2 separate regions of the Homo sapiens genome follow, and region 1 is linked to region 2. A link is a loop called in an ENCODE intact Hi-C map of the cell type or tissue named here. Cell type or tissue: pancreas. All regions are shown on one strand. Links, peaks and the distances in the headings refer to the core of each region. The heading gives the core; the rest is flanking DNA. Region 1 overlaps RNF157 (ring finger protein 157). Region 2 overlaps QRICH2 (glutamine rich 2).

The links. Peaks named below come from ENCODE experiments on the same cell type or tissue, not always from the same donor. Only the 100,000 strongest peaks of a DNase experiment are listed, where the experiment ranks them.
Region 1: it touches region 2 in a loop (4-fold over the local background); 9 of 110 quality-filtered maps call a loop at or near these places.

The regions. Positions count from the first base shown.
Region 1 is chr17:76,221,147-76,229,469 of GRCh38, reverse strand. All of the region lies in intron 1 of RNF157 (ring finger protein 157), which reads left to right. It also overlaps the pseudogene ATF4P3. Among named protein-coding and RNA genes, the nearest start is that of RNF157, 15 kb to the left of the region's middle. In pancreas, for the core only: no CTCF peak of the experiment used is centred there; no DNase peak of the experiment used is centred there.
Region 2 is chr17:76,275,660-76,283,982 of GRCh38, reverse strand. QRICH2 (glutamine rich 2) reads left to right here. Exons shown (of 19, transcript NM_001388453.1): 8 at 1,868-2,119; 9 at 3,030-3,152; 10 at 3,255-3,329; 11 at 3,532-3,696; 12 at 3,829-3,950; 13 at 4,555-4,620; 14 at 4,841-4,942; 15 at 5,794-5,994; 16 at 6,673-6,820; 17 at 7,216-7,303; 18 at 8,036-8,164. Among named protein-coding and RNA genes, the nearest start is that of UBALD2, 14 kb to the right of the region's middle. RefSeq lists an enhancer at 6,031-6,875. In pancreas, for the core only: a CTCF peak has its summit at 4,312 (motif pointing right); DNase peaks (open chromatin) are centred at 1,982, 3,703, 4,342, 4,602 and 4 weaker places; H3K27ac peaks cover 703 bases.

The DNA of each region.
Region 1 (8,323 bases), core at 105-8,104, 54 kb after region 2:
TAGCCAGCTTCTATACACATGTGATCTTACTTGATCTCAACAATAATCTGTTGAAAGAAGTATTATTGTCTCTATTTTACAAATAAACCAAAGCTCAAAAAGTTTAAATAATTTGTCCTGGGTCACAAAGCTGATAGGCAGCAGCATCAGGATAAAATCCAGCTCTCTTGTAAGTCAAAACCTTTGCTTCGATTCTGTGAAGAAGAGAGAAAGTGTGAAGGAAGAGGAGAGGGCTGAACCCTTAAGATATGTCCATCTGTATGGTGAAAAGTGAAACAAGTGAGAGGCAGAAGAGACACAAACTATCCAGGGTTTTGAGGAAAGAGAGCCTCAGAAATGAGTGTTGAATTCTGCAGAGGTAAATGAAGTGTGAGACAAGACTTGGTTTGGTTGGTGTTCCAGAGAACAGTTTTAGTAGAGGGGTGGAAACTATTGTAAATATTTGAGGAATTACTGGATGTGTGGTGTGAAAGGACAGGATGAATCGATGGATGGGTGAGTGGGTGGGTGAGTGAATTTTTTTTTTTGTATTATTATTATTATTTTGAAATGGAGTCTCACTCTGTCGCCCAGGCTGGAGTCCAATGGCGCAGTCTCAGCTCACTGCAACCTCTGCCTCCCAGGTTCAGGTGATTCTCCGCCTGCCTCAGCCTCCCGAGTAGCTGGGATTACAGGCGCCCACCACCACGCCCGGCTAAGTTTGTATTTTAGTAGAGAGGGGGTTTCACCATGTTGGCCAGGCTGGTCTCGAACTCCTGACCTCAGGTGATTCATCTGCCTCAGCCTCCCAAAGTGCTGGGATTACAGGTGTGAGCCACTGTGCCCAGCCCAAGTGACTGGTTAGTAAGACATGGCAGATGGAACTTTTTTGGTATTTGTTATTTGAGTTGGGGAGACCAGTATATGCTTGTAGGATGAGGTAAGTAAGAAGCCAGTGGAGAGAGAGGAACGCAAGTGTTAAACAAGAAGGATGGTTACAGATGTGGTCTCAGGTGAGGTAGAGGCAGTTGGGAATGAGAACTCAGGTGAAGAAGTTAACCTTGGAAAGGAGGAATGCCTCCTTGAGACTGGAAGAAAGTATGGGTAGAAATATGGGGAAGTTGTTAGGTGTTGAAACTATTGTAATGCATAAGGGTTCTGAGAGCACCACAAGGAAGAAGGGTACAGGGTTGGGGTTGGGACTTGAGAATGTGGGAAGGGTTTTAGACGCATTGATGTGTGCCTTTCTCTAAATGCTGTGAAGCTACCGTTGTTCAGTCTGTGTTGTACTGGTCCAGAATAGAAGAGTCCAGATCTAAGTATATTTAGCATAAGAATAGAATTTAAATTAGTGGGGGGAAATGGAATATTCCATAAATGGTTTTTTTTATTTCTTTTTAGAAAAAAACCCCACAAAGTCTACATCTATGAATTCCATTTGTAAAAAACAGGAAGCAACATAAACTGTAAAGAGAATGTTTATCAGTAGGGAAACAGTTAATTAAATCTGGACATTCAATGGGAATACATTATAATGGTTAAGAGCACAGGTTCTGGAATAAATATAGCTAGATTTGGGGACCTGACACTACCTCTTTTTTTAAATTTTTTTTGAGATGGAGTTTCGCTCTTGTTGCCCAGGCTGGAGTGCAATGGGGCGATCTTGGCTCACCGCAACCTCTGCCTCCCGGGTTCAAGCGATTCTCCTGCCTGAGCCTCCTGAGTAGCTGGGACTACAGGCCTGCATCACCACGCCCGGCTAATTTTGTATTTTTGGTAGAGACAGGGTTTCTCCATGTTGGTCAGGCTGGTCTCCAACTCTCGACCTCAGGTGATCCGCCCACCTCGGCCTCCCAAACTGCTGGGATTACAGGCGTGAGCCACCATGCCGGGCCACTACCTCTTACTATCTGTGTGACCTTGGACAGATTATTTAACCTCTGTGCATTAGTTTCCTCTTCTATAAAATGAAAAGAAAATAGCAACATCTTCAAAGGGTTGTGAAGAATAACCCGTGTAGTACTTGCTAGTACAGTGCTGTTATAGAGTCAGTCCTCTGAAGAGATTATAGGCCAGGCGCAGTGACTCACGCCTGTAATCCCAGCAGTTTGGGAAGCTGAGGTGGGCGGATCACCTGAGGTCAGGAGTTCAAGACCAGCCTGGCCAACATGGTAAAACCCTGTCTCTACTAAAAATACAAAAATTAGCTGAGTGTGGTGGCAGGTGCCTGTAGTCCCAGATACTTGGGAGGCTGAGGCAGGAGAATCTCTTGAACCCAGGAAGCAGAGGTTGCAGTGAGCCAAGATCGTGTCATTCATTGCACTCCAGCCTAGGCGACAAGAGTGAGACTCCCGTCTCAAAAAAAAAAAAAAACAAAAAAAGAGGTTATTAATATTATTTGGCATTTCTACTTTGCCTGCCCACAGATGTAGTTTTTTCCGCACGTGCACGCCTTCCCTCCTCCCCGCCCTCAGGGTCCACGGCCACCATGGCATATTAGGGGCAGCAGTGCCTGCGGCAGCATTGGCCTTTGCAGCGGCGGCAGCAGCACCAGGCTCTGCAGCGGCACCCCCCAGCGGCTTAAGCCATGGCGCTTCCCACGGCATTCAGCAGCAGCATTGCTGTAACCGACAAAGACACCTTCGAATTAAGCACATTACTCGATTCCAGCAAAGCACCGCAACATGACCGAAATGAGCTTCCTGAGCAACGAGGTGTTGGTGGGGGACTTGATGTCCCCCTTCGACCAGTCGGGTTTGGGGGCTGAAGAAAGCATAGGTCTCTTAGATGACTACGTGGAGGTGGCCAAGCACTTCAAACCTCATGGGTTCTCCAGCGACAAGGCTAAGGCGGGCTCCTCCGAATGGCTGACTGTGGATGGGTTGGTCAGTCCCTCCAACAACAGCAAGGAGGATGCCTTCTCTGGGACACATTGGATGTTGGAGAAAATGGATTTGAAGGAGTTCGACTTTGGTGCCCTGTTGGGTATAGATGACCTGGAAACCATGCCAGATGACCTTTTGACCACGTTGGATGACACTTGTAATCTCTTTGCCCCCCTAGTCCAGGAGACTAATAAGGTGCCCCCCCAGATGGTGAACCCAATTGGCCATCTCCCAGAAAGTTTAACAAAACCCGACCAGGTTGCCCCCTTCACCTTCTTGCAACTTCTTCCCCTTTCCCCAGGGGTCCAGTCCTCCACTCCAGATCATTCCTTTAGTTTAGAGCTGGGCAGTGAAGTGGATATCACTGAAGAAGATAGGAAGCCGGACTCCACTGCTTACGTTGCCATGATCCCTCAGTGCATAAAGGAGGAAGACACCCCTTCAGATAATGATAGTGGCATCTGTATGAGCCCAGAGTCCTATCTGGGGTCTCCTCAGCATAGCCCCTCTACCAGGGGCTCTCCAAATAGGAGCCTCCCATCTCCAGGTGTTCTCTGTGGGTCTGCCCACCCCAAACCTTACGATCCTCCTGGAGAGAAGATGGTAGCAGCAAAAGTAAAGGGTGAGAAACTGGATAAGAAGCTGAAAAAAATGGAGCAAAACAAGACAGCAGCCACTAGGTACCGCCAGAAGAAGAGGGCGGAGCAGGAGGCTCTCACTGGCGAGTGCAAAGAGCTGGAAAAGAAGAACGAGGCTCTAAAAGAGAGGGCAGATTCCCTGGCCAAGGAGATCCAGTACCTGAAAGATTTGATAGAAGAGGTCCGCAAGGCAAGGGGGAAGAAAAGGGTCCCCTAGTTGAGGGTAGGTCAGGAGTGTCAACGTGCTTGTACATAGAGTGTCTGCTGTAGCTGTGTGTTCCAATAAATTATTTTGTAGGGAAAAAAATACATATTATTTGGCCACTAAAAACAATGAGGTCATGCCATAAATACAGACATAGATGCCTACAGTATATTAGGTGAAAGCAACTTGCAGATCAATATGTGCATTCAATTATGCAGACAATATGTGCATTCAAATAGTCCATTCAATTAAAAAAAATAATAGAACAGGAAGACCTGGACATATTTGTATATGTATAAAAAAATCTGGAAGGCCACACCCAATTGTGAATAGTGGAGTTACTTCTTATGGAGTAGGGTTAAATTTTAAATTATTAACTTATATATACTAATTTTTTTGGCAAAGGACATGTATTGTGTATTTCTATTTCTTTTTCTTTTTGTGGAGATGGAGTCTTGCTATGTTGCCCAGGCTGGTTTGAACTCCTGGGCTCAAGTGATCCTCCCACCTCAGCCTCCCAAAGTGCTGGGATTACAGTTGTGAGCCATTGCACCTAACATGTAATATTTTTGTTTTTATTTTTATATTTTTGAGATGGAGGCTCACTCTGTTGCCTAGGCTGGAGTGCAGTAGTGCAATCTTGGCTCACTGCAGCCTCTGCCTCCCAGGTTCAAGCGATTCTTCTGCCTCAGCCTCCCAAGTAGCTGGGATTACAGATGCCCGCCACCATACCCGGCTAATTTTTGTGTTTTTGGTAGAGACAGGGTTTCACCATGTTGGCCAGGTTGGTCTCGAACTCCTGACCTCAAGTGATCTGCCCACCTTGGCCTCCCAAAGTGCTGGGATTACAGGCATGAGCCACTGCTCCCAGCCCTAATTTTTTAAATAATTAAAAATATGCTCTAGGGCAAGTTTGTACAACCCACGCCCCATGGGCTGGGCTACATGTGGCCCAGGATGGCTTTGAATGCAGCGCAACACAAATTAGTAAACTTTCTTAAAACATTATGAGTTTTTTTGCAGTTTCTTTCTTTTTTTTTTTTAAAGCTTATCAGCTATCAGTAGTGTTAGTGTATTTCAAGTGTGGCGTAAGACCATTCTTCTTTTTCCAGTGTGGCCAAGGGAAGTCAAAAGATTAGGCACCCTTGCTCTAGGGGGAAAACTTAAAAATGAAGAACAAAAGCAGCACTGTAGCATTATAGAATTGAGCTGAATATTTAGAGGTGTTTGCAGTTTTCTAGTTTTCTTCTTATTTTTGTGATCTAAAGCTTATTGTTATTGAAATGTCATGTAGATGAAGATTTTTTCAAATATATGAAAATTTACTAGGATTCCCATAGCCTATAGATTCCCATAGAATTGTAGAAGAATAGAAAATGGGTTTAATTGTCCTTTATTATATGTTGTTATAATTCATAGTGGTTTGCTAACAAATGTCACAATATCTTATTGAGGCAGACATAATTTAGGGAACCCATTGCTCAATATTTAATTTCACTGTGGTATTAGGAATATGTCCCAAAAACTTAAATTCAAAATGATTAGGCAAATTATTTAATACAATGAATTTTAAATGAGATTTTTCTTTTTTGTTCACATTATAAGGAACAAATAGTTGATTTTCCTTTGTTGAAGTCAATTTATTGATTTTGGGCTTTCGCTTCAAAAATTGCCATTGATAGGGTAGGGCTCCCTCAGTGTAATGCAAGTTCCCTTTGCATTGCCCTGAGTTCTTGTAGAGCCAGAAAGTGCTGATAGTGACTAAGATAAAGTCAGATGTTAAGGAGTAGTGTCTGGAGCTGCTCTGGCCAGTGTGGGCCTTGCCCTGTGTTATTATACTTACTTCTTTCTGATGGTGCTCTGCAAAGTTGTATATGAATTGTGTATGTGTTGAAAACACTGCATGTTCTAACATTTTTTACTGAGGTTCAGAGTTATTTTGCTTTTGTTTCCAAAAATATAAAGTTGGGCAGTGCAGTCTGTTTGGTTTTTTGTTTCATTATATTCCATATTTTATTCTGAACAGGGAGGCTGTACGTTGAACTTAGTGGTTCTTCCACTAGATATGTAAAACACAATATTTAACGTTTATGTGGAAAACAAAATGTTTTTGAGACTAAGGGGTTTGATTTACAATTCCTGTTTGTCAGAAAGAAAAAAATTTGGGTTTTATATGGTTAAGCATTTTATCATCAATTCATTATCCCTCTTTCTTTTTTCCTATTACAGTACAGGAAAAGGAAGAGTCAGGTATTGTTTATGTGTAAAGAACCTTGGCCGAGCATGGTGGCCCATGCCTGTAATCCCAGCACTTTGGGAGGCCGAGGCGGATGGATCACCTGAGGTCAGGAGTTCGAGACCAGTCTGGCCAACATGGTGAAACCCCGTCTCTACTAAAAATACAAAAATTAGCCAGGTTTGGTGGCACATGCCTGTAATCCCAGCTACTTGCAAGGCTGAGGCAGAAGAATCACTTGAACCTGGGAGGCGGATGTTGCAGCGAGCAGAGATTGGACTACTGCACTCCAGCCTGGGTGACAGAGTGAGACTACGTCTCAAAAAAAAAAAAAAAAGGCCGGGTGCGGTGGCTCACCCCTGTAATCCCAGCACTTTGGGAGGCCCAGGTGGGCGGATCACGAGGTCAGGAGATCAAAACCATCCTGGCTAACACGGTGAAACCCCGTCTCTACTAAAAATACAAAAAATTAGCCAGGCATGGTGGCGGGCGCCTGTAGTCCCAGCTACTCGGAAGGCTGAGGCAGGAGAACGGCGTGAACCCAGGAGGCGGAGCTTGCAGTGAGCCAGGATCGGGCCTCTGCACTCCAACCTGGGCAACAGAGCGAGACTCTGTCTCAAAAAAAAAAAAAGAACCTTAAACATTTGGCTCGTCTTCCACATATATATGAAATAATAGACATTACATTTACACACACACACAGTTGTTTGATTTCATTTCTCTCACACACATGCTATTCTTTGCCACTGTCAGATGGAGAGACAGGTGCAGGGTTGAGATGTGGAGTTAGCCAGACCTTCGGTTCAAACCTTGCATCTCTCGGTCTCTGCTGTTTCTTAACTGTGGGACGTTGTGTGAGTCACTGAACTCTTCTAATCCTTAGTTTCCTCAACTGAAAAATGGACGTAAGAGAATATCTTACAGATGAAAATCAGGGATAATTTTGGTAAAGTTCTGTATCTTGCTTACGATACATGCTTGGAAGTTAAAATAAAAATTCAAATGACAGCATTATAACCTGACTGTGCCAAATTCTTCCTCCCCATGTGATTTTTTAAAATTGAGGCGAAGTTCACGTAACATAAAATTATCTTAAAGTGAACGACTCAGTGGCATTTTGAACATTCACAGTGTTGCACAATCCACTACCTCTATTCTAGAACTTTTTTTTTTTTTTTTTGAGACGGGGTCTTGCTCTGTCACCCAGGCTGGAGTGCAGTGACACGATCCTCAGCTCACTGCAACTTCTGCCTCCCAGGTTCAAGCTGTTCTTGTGCCTCAGCCTCCCAAGTAGCTGGGATCACAGGCGTGTGCCACTACACCCAGCTCATTTTTGTATTTTTAGTAGAGACGGGGTTGCTTCATGTTGGCCAGGCTGGTCTCGAACTCCTGACCTTAAGTGATCCACCTGCCTCAGCCTCCCAAAAGGTGTGCGCCACTGCGCCCGGCCTCTAGAACATTTTTATCACCTCAAAATAAAACCAATTAAGCAGTTTGTCCCCACTCTCCCCTGCCCCCATCCCCTGGCAATCACCAGTCTACTCTCTCTGTGGATTTACCTATCTGGATATTTCATATACATGGAATCATACTACAGTATGTGACCTTTTGTGTTTGGCTTCTTTGTCTCAGCATACTGTTTTGGAGGTTCATTCATGTTGTAGCATGTATCAGAACTTCACTTCTTTTTATGGCTGAATAATATTCCGTTGTAAGGACATATGTCGGACACATTATACCTCACATTTTGTTTACCCATTTGTTGTTTGACATTTGTTTCCACCTTTTGATTATTATAAATAGTACTTCTGTGAACCCATATGATTTAAACATCTATTATTTCCTTGTATTTTATTTCTTATAGTTATTTTAGAAGAACCAATGAAGGAGCATGAACAATAGCTGGTACCAAGAAAGTCCTGGTTTTTGTTGATTGTATACAGTAAAATATTTGGAAATTAAAGGGTTTAATAAAATAAAGTCTGTACTTTGGATTTTCTGTTGCCATACTTTCCCCCCTTACAATATATTCTTTGAGGAAACCTGGTCATTTTTCTTGTTAAGGTTTTCTGCAGCCTGAGTTTTGCCAGTTGCCTCCTTGAACTCTCATTAATCATGTTCTGTTTTATTCCCTATAAGCTGGTGGTTAACTGGTTTCAGCAGCTTGATCAAGTTCATTTTTTTTAAAGCTTTAAAATTTGAAGCTACTTACTTTGGTAAGACTACTTTGTTGTATTTGCTGTCACTAGCGTGTATCTGGTTGTCTTTTTTGTGGGGGAGAGGTTTGGTAATGGATGATTTATTAATTTATTAAGACTTACATTCTAATCCTATCATTCCTTCTTTGTTTATTAGCTAGAATATTTCTGTAAAGAGAAAC
Region 2 (8,323 bases), core at 183-8,182:
CATTGGTCAGGCCGGTCTTGAACTCCTGACCTCAGGTCATTCACCTGCCTTGGCCTCCCAAAGTGCTAGGATTATAGGCATGAGCCACTGCACCCCGCTTTTTTTTTTGAGACAGAGTTTCGCTCTTGTTGCCCAGGCTGGAGTCCAATGGCATGATTTCAGCTCACTGCAACCTCCGTCTCCCAGGTTCAAGCAATTCTCCTGCCTCAGCCTCCCAAGTAGCTGAGACTACAGGCACCCACCAGCACACCTGGATAATTTTTGTATTTTTAGTAGAGATGGGGTTTCACCATGTTAGCCAGGCTGGTCTCAAACTCCTGACCTCAGGTGATCCACCCACCTTGGCCTCCCAAAGTGCTGGGATTACAGGCGTGAGCCACGTGCCTGGCCCGCTTTGTGCTTTGAGCCACATTCCAGGCTCCCAAGTTGCTGGAACTGTGGTGTGCCCCATGTCATGACCCCGGGCCAGGAGTCCTGCCTGAGGAGCAGCTGGGAGCGTTTAAGAGTCACCTGTCAGTCCAAGCTCATGTCTGGCTGTCCCAGGACCACACTCAGGAGACAATCCACTTCCTGTTGGGCTGGCCTAGCCTCCTTTTGCAGGCTTTTTTTGGAGGCCCCACTTCCACATGCCCCATCTTTAGCCACCTTGGCCTCCTGCCTTTCTCTGAACACACTCCTATTCTTTCCTGCTGTTCTTTACACAGATAGCTGCGGCTTAGTGTTAAGACTCCACTGAAATGCCCATTTTTCTAGGAGGCCTCTTCCTCTTTTCGAGAGAGAACTGGCCAGTCCTTCTGCATCCGGGGCCCTCGGAGGTACCTGCCTCCGGGCAGGCTCTTCTGGTTGTAAGTGGCAGCATCTCTGTGAGCCCAGGCAAGAGGATGCTGCCCTGGGGATGTGCAGCTGTAGGCCGTGGAGGAAAAGGGAACTTCCAGGCCATGGGGGCAGGCCAGGGTGGGCCACCCCACCTGTCCCTCTGCATCTGCTTTTGTGGGTACCTGTGTCCCTCTCCTTACCCATCCTCTCAGCCCCCACGTCACTCTCCCATTCCACTCTCAATCCACCTTGCTCTCCCTCGCGCTCTGCAGTGGCTGCCCCAGCCCTGCAGAGTCCTTTCTGTTCCATCACCCACTCCCCAGAGAGGAGCCCAGGTTGGCCCAGCCTCTCTTTTTGAGCCAAGCAACATGTCTCAGGTCTTTGGCCAGTTGAGGGACCGGCTGCCCTTGGATCAGCTGTCTACCTGGGAACTCTCATTTGGGGTGACGAATGGGGCCTGCGGGATGCAGAGGAGAACACCAGGGCAGCCTTCAAGGCACTTGCCCTGGAAGGGGTTTGCACCGCCCAGCCTTGGAGAGGCCCCTGGAGCAGTGTCAGCACCTGCCAAGTTCCTGTATCGTGAGTTATTTACATGCTAGGTGGATGGAGCATGTCCGTTCCCCATGGCATGTGAGCAGGAGCGTGTGCAAGCCCACCCCTCACAGCCCCAGAGCCTGGGGCGGGGCCTGTGTGTCATTACGGTCCTCTGTGTGTTTATGGCCCGGCTAACTGGCAGCAGCACTTTACGATTTAGCTAAAGAAGAGATGTTCTCATGCTGAGCTGGTGGGCTGGCTGGAGAAAGCTCCAGAGGCCTTCTTCTGGCAAGGGCTTGGTTCAGTGTTGACACTGTGTTCTCGGAGAACTCTCTCTACTCACCGTTTACTGGATAGATGCCCATGATGGCACATGCTCTGGGAGGCACTGAGGATGCAGCAACTGCCCAGGGCACGACAGGGGAGAGGCACACAGGCTAGGGGCAGTGCCAGCATGGGCAGAGCGTGGCCGTGACTGGCCTCACTGCCCTGCTGCTGCCGTCTCTCCTGCACGCAGTTGGACAAGCTCAGGATGATCATTGAGAGCATGCTGACCTCCTCCTCCACGCTCCTGTCCATGAGCATGGCCCCGCACAAGGCCCACACCTTGGCTCCTGGCCAGATCGACCCTGAGGCCACCTGTCCAGCCTGCAGCCTGGATGTGAGCCATCAGGTCAGCACGCTGGTGCGGCGCTATGAGCAACTCCAAGACATGGTCAACAGCCTGGCCGTCTCCCGACCCTCCAAGAAGGCCAAGCTCCAGAGACAGGTGGGGCTCTGCTCGCCTCCCTCCTGCTGCAACTGGACATGGCCCCACAGAGGAGGGCCACCCTGCTGCAGACCCACAGAAGTGGGGCGGGTGTTTGGGCCTCAAGGTCAGCTCTCCGTGGCGGAGCCCTTTAGCCAGATCCCACAAGAGTCCCTGGTCTTTCTGCAGGTCCACAGCGAGGGTAGCAGCAGAACTAGCTTTGGGGACAGGAGACCATGGGGAAGAGCTGGCTTGATGGGGTGGGACAGCACAGGCCGGCTGAGGACAGATCAGTGCCCTTCGCGTGCCCTGGAGACACAGGCCCAACTGTAGGAGATGTTGACTCCCTGGCACGCGAGTCTTCCAACCCCTTCTCAATTTCCCTAGAAAGGGCAGGCTTGCTGGTGGGGGCGGGCACAGCCACAAATCCTGGGTCCTGCCTCTTGGGCTGAGGAACTCAGATTTGGGCCAGGAGAGGAGGGGAGAATAAAGCCCACAGCCCAGCTCTCAAGTGCCCCGGGACAGCACATCACTCCTGAGCCTCCATCACCTCTAATGACCCCTGACCGGCAGGCCAGGGTCACAAGGCTAGTCCATGGGGATGTAGGTGACTGACGCTTGTGTCCTGTGGGGGTGGACACCCAGAAAGGGCAGACAGAGGGCCTCCCGCACTGTTAGTGGAAAATTGTTTTCCATTGTTTTTGAGACAGGGTCTCCCTATGTTGCCCAGGCTGTTCTTGAACTCCTGGGCTCAAGTGATCCTCTCGCCTCACCTCAGCTTCCCAAAGTGCCAGGACTACAGGCATGAGCCACCGCTCCCAGCCTTGCAGATGTTTTAAGGGCCAACTTACCTGGGGCAGCAATATTATGGCAGCAGGGGGTGGGATCGCGCCAGCAGCCTCCGAGAGCCTTCCCATCCCTCCTGCCGCAGGACGAGGAGCTGCTGGGCCGTGTGCAGAGTGCCATCCTGCAGGTGCAGGGTGACTGCGAGAAGCTCAACATCACCACCAGCAACCTCATCGAGGACCATCGGCAGAAACAGAAGGACATTGCTGTGAGCGGCCGCAGGGTGGCTGGGATGGGGCCGGGGCTCAATGTGGTGCCCTAGCCCCGCAGCTGCTGGCTCTTTTTTTCTCTGTTCACTTGGCCTCCCCAGATGCTGTACCAGGGTCTGGAGAAGCTCGAAAAGGAAAAGGCCAACAGGGAGCACCTGGAGATGGAGATCGATGTGGTGGGTGCCAGGCCCCAGGAGCCACGCTGTGTCCCAGGGCGGTCTCGCTGACTGTTCTTTGAGAGACTGAGTGGAGGGGAGCTGGCGAGACGAGTGTGGGCTCTCAGAAACCTGCCTGGTGATAGGGGTCGACACCCCCAGGGAATGGGGCCCCTCCATGGCCATCTCCCAGATGCGGGGACCTCTGTCTGTCTCTGGGCAGAAAGCCGACAAGAGTGCTCTGGCCACCAAAGTGAGCCGTGTCCAGTTTGATGCCACCACGGAGCAGCTGAACCACATGATGCAGGAGCTGGTGGCCAAGATGAGCGGGCAGGAGCAGGACTGGCAGAAGATGCTGGACAGGCTGCTCACAGAGATGGACAACAAGGTGAGGCAGGGGCATGGCGGGGCTCTCCATCCCACAGCCTTGCCCCCAGGATCGGGACAGCACCACCTTCTCCTGGGTCAGCCCCCTACCTGCTTCCTTAGAGGTCCCCTGGCCCCTCTTTCCCCGCCACAGCTGGACCGCCTGGAGCTGGACCCAGTGAAGCAGTTGCTGGAGGATCGGTGGAAATCGCTGCGACAGCAGCTCAGGGAGCGCCCCCCACTCTACCAGGCAGACGAGGCGGCTGCCATGCGGAGGTGAGGCCTGGGAGGCAGGGGAGGAGGCTGGCACGCTCTTCAGGGGGTGAGGGCAGAGGGGGCTGGGGGTCTCCAGACAAACAGCTCCTGCCAGCACACAGCGGATCCTGCCCAGGACTGTCCCATGGTTGGAGGGACAGAATTTTAGAGCTTGAAACGCTCTTCTAGCTCAGGCCCCTTCGTATTACAGCAGAGAAAGGGAGGAGGGGAGGCTTAAGGCTCTCAGGGTTTGGCTGAGCTAAGCTGGGCCTTTGGGACAGGGAGAGGTCCTCAGTACCCAGAGCTGAGACAGCTCCTGGGGGCCTGGCCCATAGGACCTGGCCCGTGGTAGGCTTGAATTCCAGGATTCCCATTCGTGGCCGCCAGGGGGCGCCCGAGACTTGCACAGGGCACCCTCAGGGGCCCATGGGAAGCCTGCTGGCTTTGGGTTAGGACAGGGAGGTCTGGGATGTGAGCCCAGAGGTGGGAGCAGATGGATTCCTGGGGAGCAGGGACATGATCTGCACCCTGGTGGGCTGAGCTTCCAGGGGCCTGCAGAGCCCCAAGCCCTTCTGGGTCTTCCGGGCAGAGCACTCACCCTGCGTGTGCGTCCCATTCCTAACAGGCAGCTCCTGGCACATTTCCACTGCCTCTCATGTGACCGGCCCTTGGAGACACCTGTGACTGGACAGTGAGTGCCCACACCGCCGGCACGTGGCCTCGCATGGCAGGGCTGCGTCTCCTCCCTTCACCTGTGTCCACCTGTCCTCTCCCTTTCTTTCATGTGTCTGCTTCCAGCCCTCGCTCCCTTCCAGGCCGGGGGCGGGTGGGAAGGTTCTTTAGGCAGGTGGATTTGGGGGACCGGACTTGTCCCACTCTGACCCGCCCCTTCTCCCTCTGTCCCTGCCCAGTGCCATCCCCGTGACCCCCGCGGGTCCAGGCCTACCTGGGCACCATTCCATCCGCCCCTACACGGTGTTTGAACTGGAGCAGGTCCGGCAGCATAGCCGCAAGTATGCTATGGGACAGCATATGGGACATATGGGTCCGGGGCCAGGGCTCTGGATGGGGAAGGCAGGGGACAGGGATGACTCCGGAGGGCCCAGCGGAACGTGACAGAAGGCAGTGCTGTGGGACAGTGTGGAGAGCCTCCTCCTTGGAATGGGACAGTGGGGGCCGCAGGCCGATTTCTGAACTAGCTCCCTGGCAGTTCCCAAGGCATGAGCGTAGGAGGCAGACCTAGTCACACCTGCTTTTGGGAGTTACGGTGGGACTTCGTCAAGGGCGCCAGCTGCCTCTGAGAGCTCCTCTACTTCTCAACCTCTTCCTCAGCCTTCGGCTGTCTCAGCAACCCCGGGATTAGAGCGGTGGGGGGAGGGTCCGGTATAGCTCAGCCAGAGGGTGGGCTCAGCCAACGAAGGAGGCTGGCGGTGGGCATCTCATGCTCCCTCCGGCTCCTGCCCACCTCTCTGCTGCTCCCCTTCTCCTAAGGATGGGAGTCCATAGTTCAGAGGACTTCAGGCTGCTCTTGGAGCCCTGTGGGTTCCAGGTATGCTAGGCCAGGTGCGCCGAGATGGGAAGGCCCGGGGCTGCCCTCAGCTCCTCCACCCACAGCTGCAGACAGGCAGCAGGGCTTTCTTCCATTTGGCTGGCCTGCACTTCCCCATCTGAGGAAAGCCTTCCCGGCAAGTCTGGCCCTCAGATGCTGTGGAAAGGACTACTGCTGAGGGGTCAAGCTGCCCAGCGACCCCCAGCCTAGCTGGGTCCTGCACAAAAGGGACCCGGAACTGAAGGATTCGGCTTACACAAGGTCAAGGCCCCCGCCATGGGCCAACCCTCCCTCTGTTCTGCTCACACCCTGCAGCCTCAAGCTGGGCAGCGCCTTCCCTCGGGGTGACCTGGCGCAGATGGAGCAGAGCGTGGGGCGCCTGCGCTCCATGCACTCCAAGATGCTGATGAACATTGAGAAGGTGCAGATCCACTTCGGGGGCTCCACCAAGGCCAGCAGCCAGATAATCCGCGAGCTGCTGCACGCCCAGTGCCTGGGCTCCCCCTGCTACAAACGGTACAGGAGAGGCGGGCGAGGCCATGGGAGCAGGCACCCAGTGACCAGGCTTGGCTTCTGCTCGTGCACGGCTGTGCAAATGCCTTGCCCCACTGCTGGGGGAGAAAAGGGAGTGTGTGTGTGTGAGAGAAAGTGTGGGCGAGGGGTGTTAGTGTGTGTGATGTGTGTAAGCCATGTGTCTATGGGTGTGTCAATGTATGAGTGTGTGTAAGGGTGTGTGTGTATGAGTGCGTGTGTGTATGAGTGTGGGAGTGAGTGCGTGAGTGTGGGTGTTTGAGTATGTGTGTGCATGTATGAGTACGTGTGTATGAGTACGTGTGTGTGTGTGCATGTGTATGAGTATGTATGTATATGTTCGTGTGTATGTGCATCTTCGTGTGTATGTGCATAAGTATGTGTGTGTGCATGTATGTGTGTGTGTGACTGTGTGTATGAGTACATGTGTGAGTGTGTGGGTGTGTGTGTGCACGCCTGCCCATGTGCACAGTCACTGGGGTGGCCCGGCCTCACGGCTGCTCTACCCCCGCCCGCCTGTTCTGGGCCCCTGCTGCTCAGCCTCCCGGCAGCCCCCGAAGAGAAGCTGTGCCCCTTCCCTCTGGTCAGCCCCATGGGTGGGTGAGTCCCAGGTGACATCCCTGGTGGTCTGCTCCCAATGACTCCATCCTGTCTTCATCACAGGGTGACAGATATGGCTGATTACACCTACTCAACTGTGCCCCGGCGCTGCGGGGGCAGCCACACCCTCACCTACCCCTACCACCGCAGCCGCCCGCAGCACCTTCCCCGGGGCCTGTATCCTACTGAAGAGATCCAGATTGCCATGAAGGTCAGGGCCCTGCCTGGAGCCACCAGGGAGGGAGGCCCTGACATGGCTCCAGATTCCTGAGTCATTCTCTAAAGCCACCAGAAAATCAGCCAGCCCTCTGCCTTGAGGCAATTCCTTAATCAGACCCAGTCAAAGCCTCAGGTTCTTACCCTTTTCTGGGAAGAAAGATTCACCCCGGCCACCTGCCTGCCCAGCAGCATTCCGGCCTCCCAGGCCTCCCACCGTGGCCCAGATACTGTTTCACCTCCCTCCACCTTCTCGCTCCACCCTAGTGCCTCCCAGAGCCCCCCAGGAGGGTTCTGAGACCACAGTGCTCTGTGCCTCAGTCCCGTGTGAAGGGGCCAGGGGAGGGCTGTGGCTGCTACAGTGGCGACGGTATCTGTTCACTTCTACAGCATGATGAGGTGGACATCTTGGGCCTGGATGGCCACATTTACAAGGGACGGATGGACACAAGGCTGCCAGGCATCCTCCGAAAAGACAGTGAGTGGAGTCCAGAGGCCCCCAGGCACCTCACGTGGGTCCCACAGGGCGTGCATCCATTGTGGGGCCTGGCACTTTTATGGGCCACTAGACCCTGGGTGTCTTCCTTCTCCATTCCCCTCACTCCAAATGTGCAGGTCTCTCGAAAAGCCACCAAGTAAATGTTCACAGGTGGAGGACAGCTGTCCAGCCTCAGCCATCAGCTGGGATGGGGTGGCCCCGTGTTTTCTTGCCAGCCTCCATCCCGGCTGCACTGCTGGGCTCTCCTGTCTTGGCCTCTGTCCATGGCATCATCAGGGCCTCCTCCTCCTTCAAAACTCAGCACAGTGCCCTCTGCTGAGCCCCACCGCTTCAGCCCCCGAATGCCCGCCTCCCGTGGCAATGCCCGAAGCCTGCGCTTTGTCACTTCCCATCATGCATTTAGCTGTGTATGCGCCTTTCTAGATGCCTCCCTTCCTGCCCTGGAAACCCCAGGTCAGAACTCACCCCACACCTGGCACAGGGCTGACGTGTGCAGGTCCTCAGGGACTCTGTGTGAGTGGGTGGGTGGCCACGAGAATGAATGAAGACCGCTTCTCTGGGGCATAGCCACAAATTCAGAATGACGAGGACCCCACTCAGCTGAGGCCGGCCATGACCAGCAGCCCTGCGGCCCTCTCCCCACCCCCAGGGGTTCCCACAGAGCTCTCACCGCTGCCTCAGCACTGACCCTTCCCTCCTGTCCCCCATCAGGCTCAGGGACCTCAAAGCGCAAGTCCCAGCAGCCCAGGCCCCACGTGCACAGGCCGCCATCCCTCAGCAGCAATGGCCAGCTGCCCTCTCGGCCACAGAGCGCCCAGATTTCGGCTGGCAACACCTCAGGTAGCTTCCCTCTGGGTGGGGCGTCCTGCCAGGCCTCCCCGCTGGCCCTGCCGGCCCCCTTTCCTGCTCATGTAGGGCCTTTATCTCCCCGGAGAGGGGAGGGCCTGGGAGCCGAAGGGGGGGATGGGTGTGGAAAAGAGGAACCCCGAGTGACTGAGT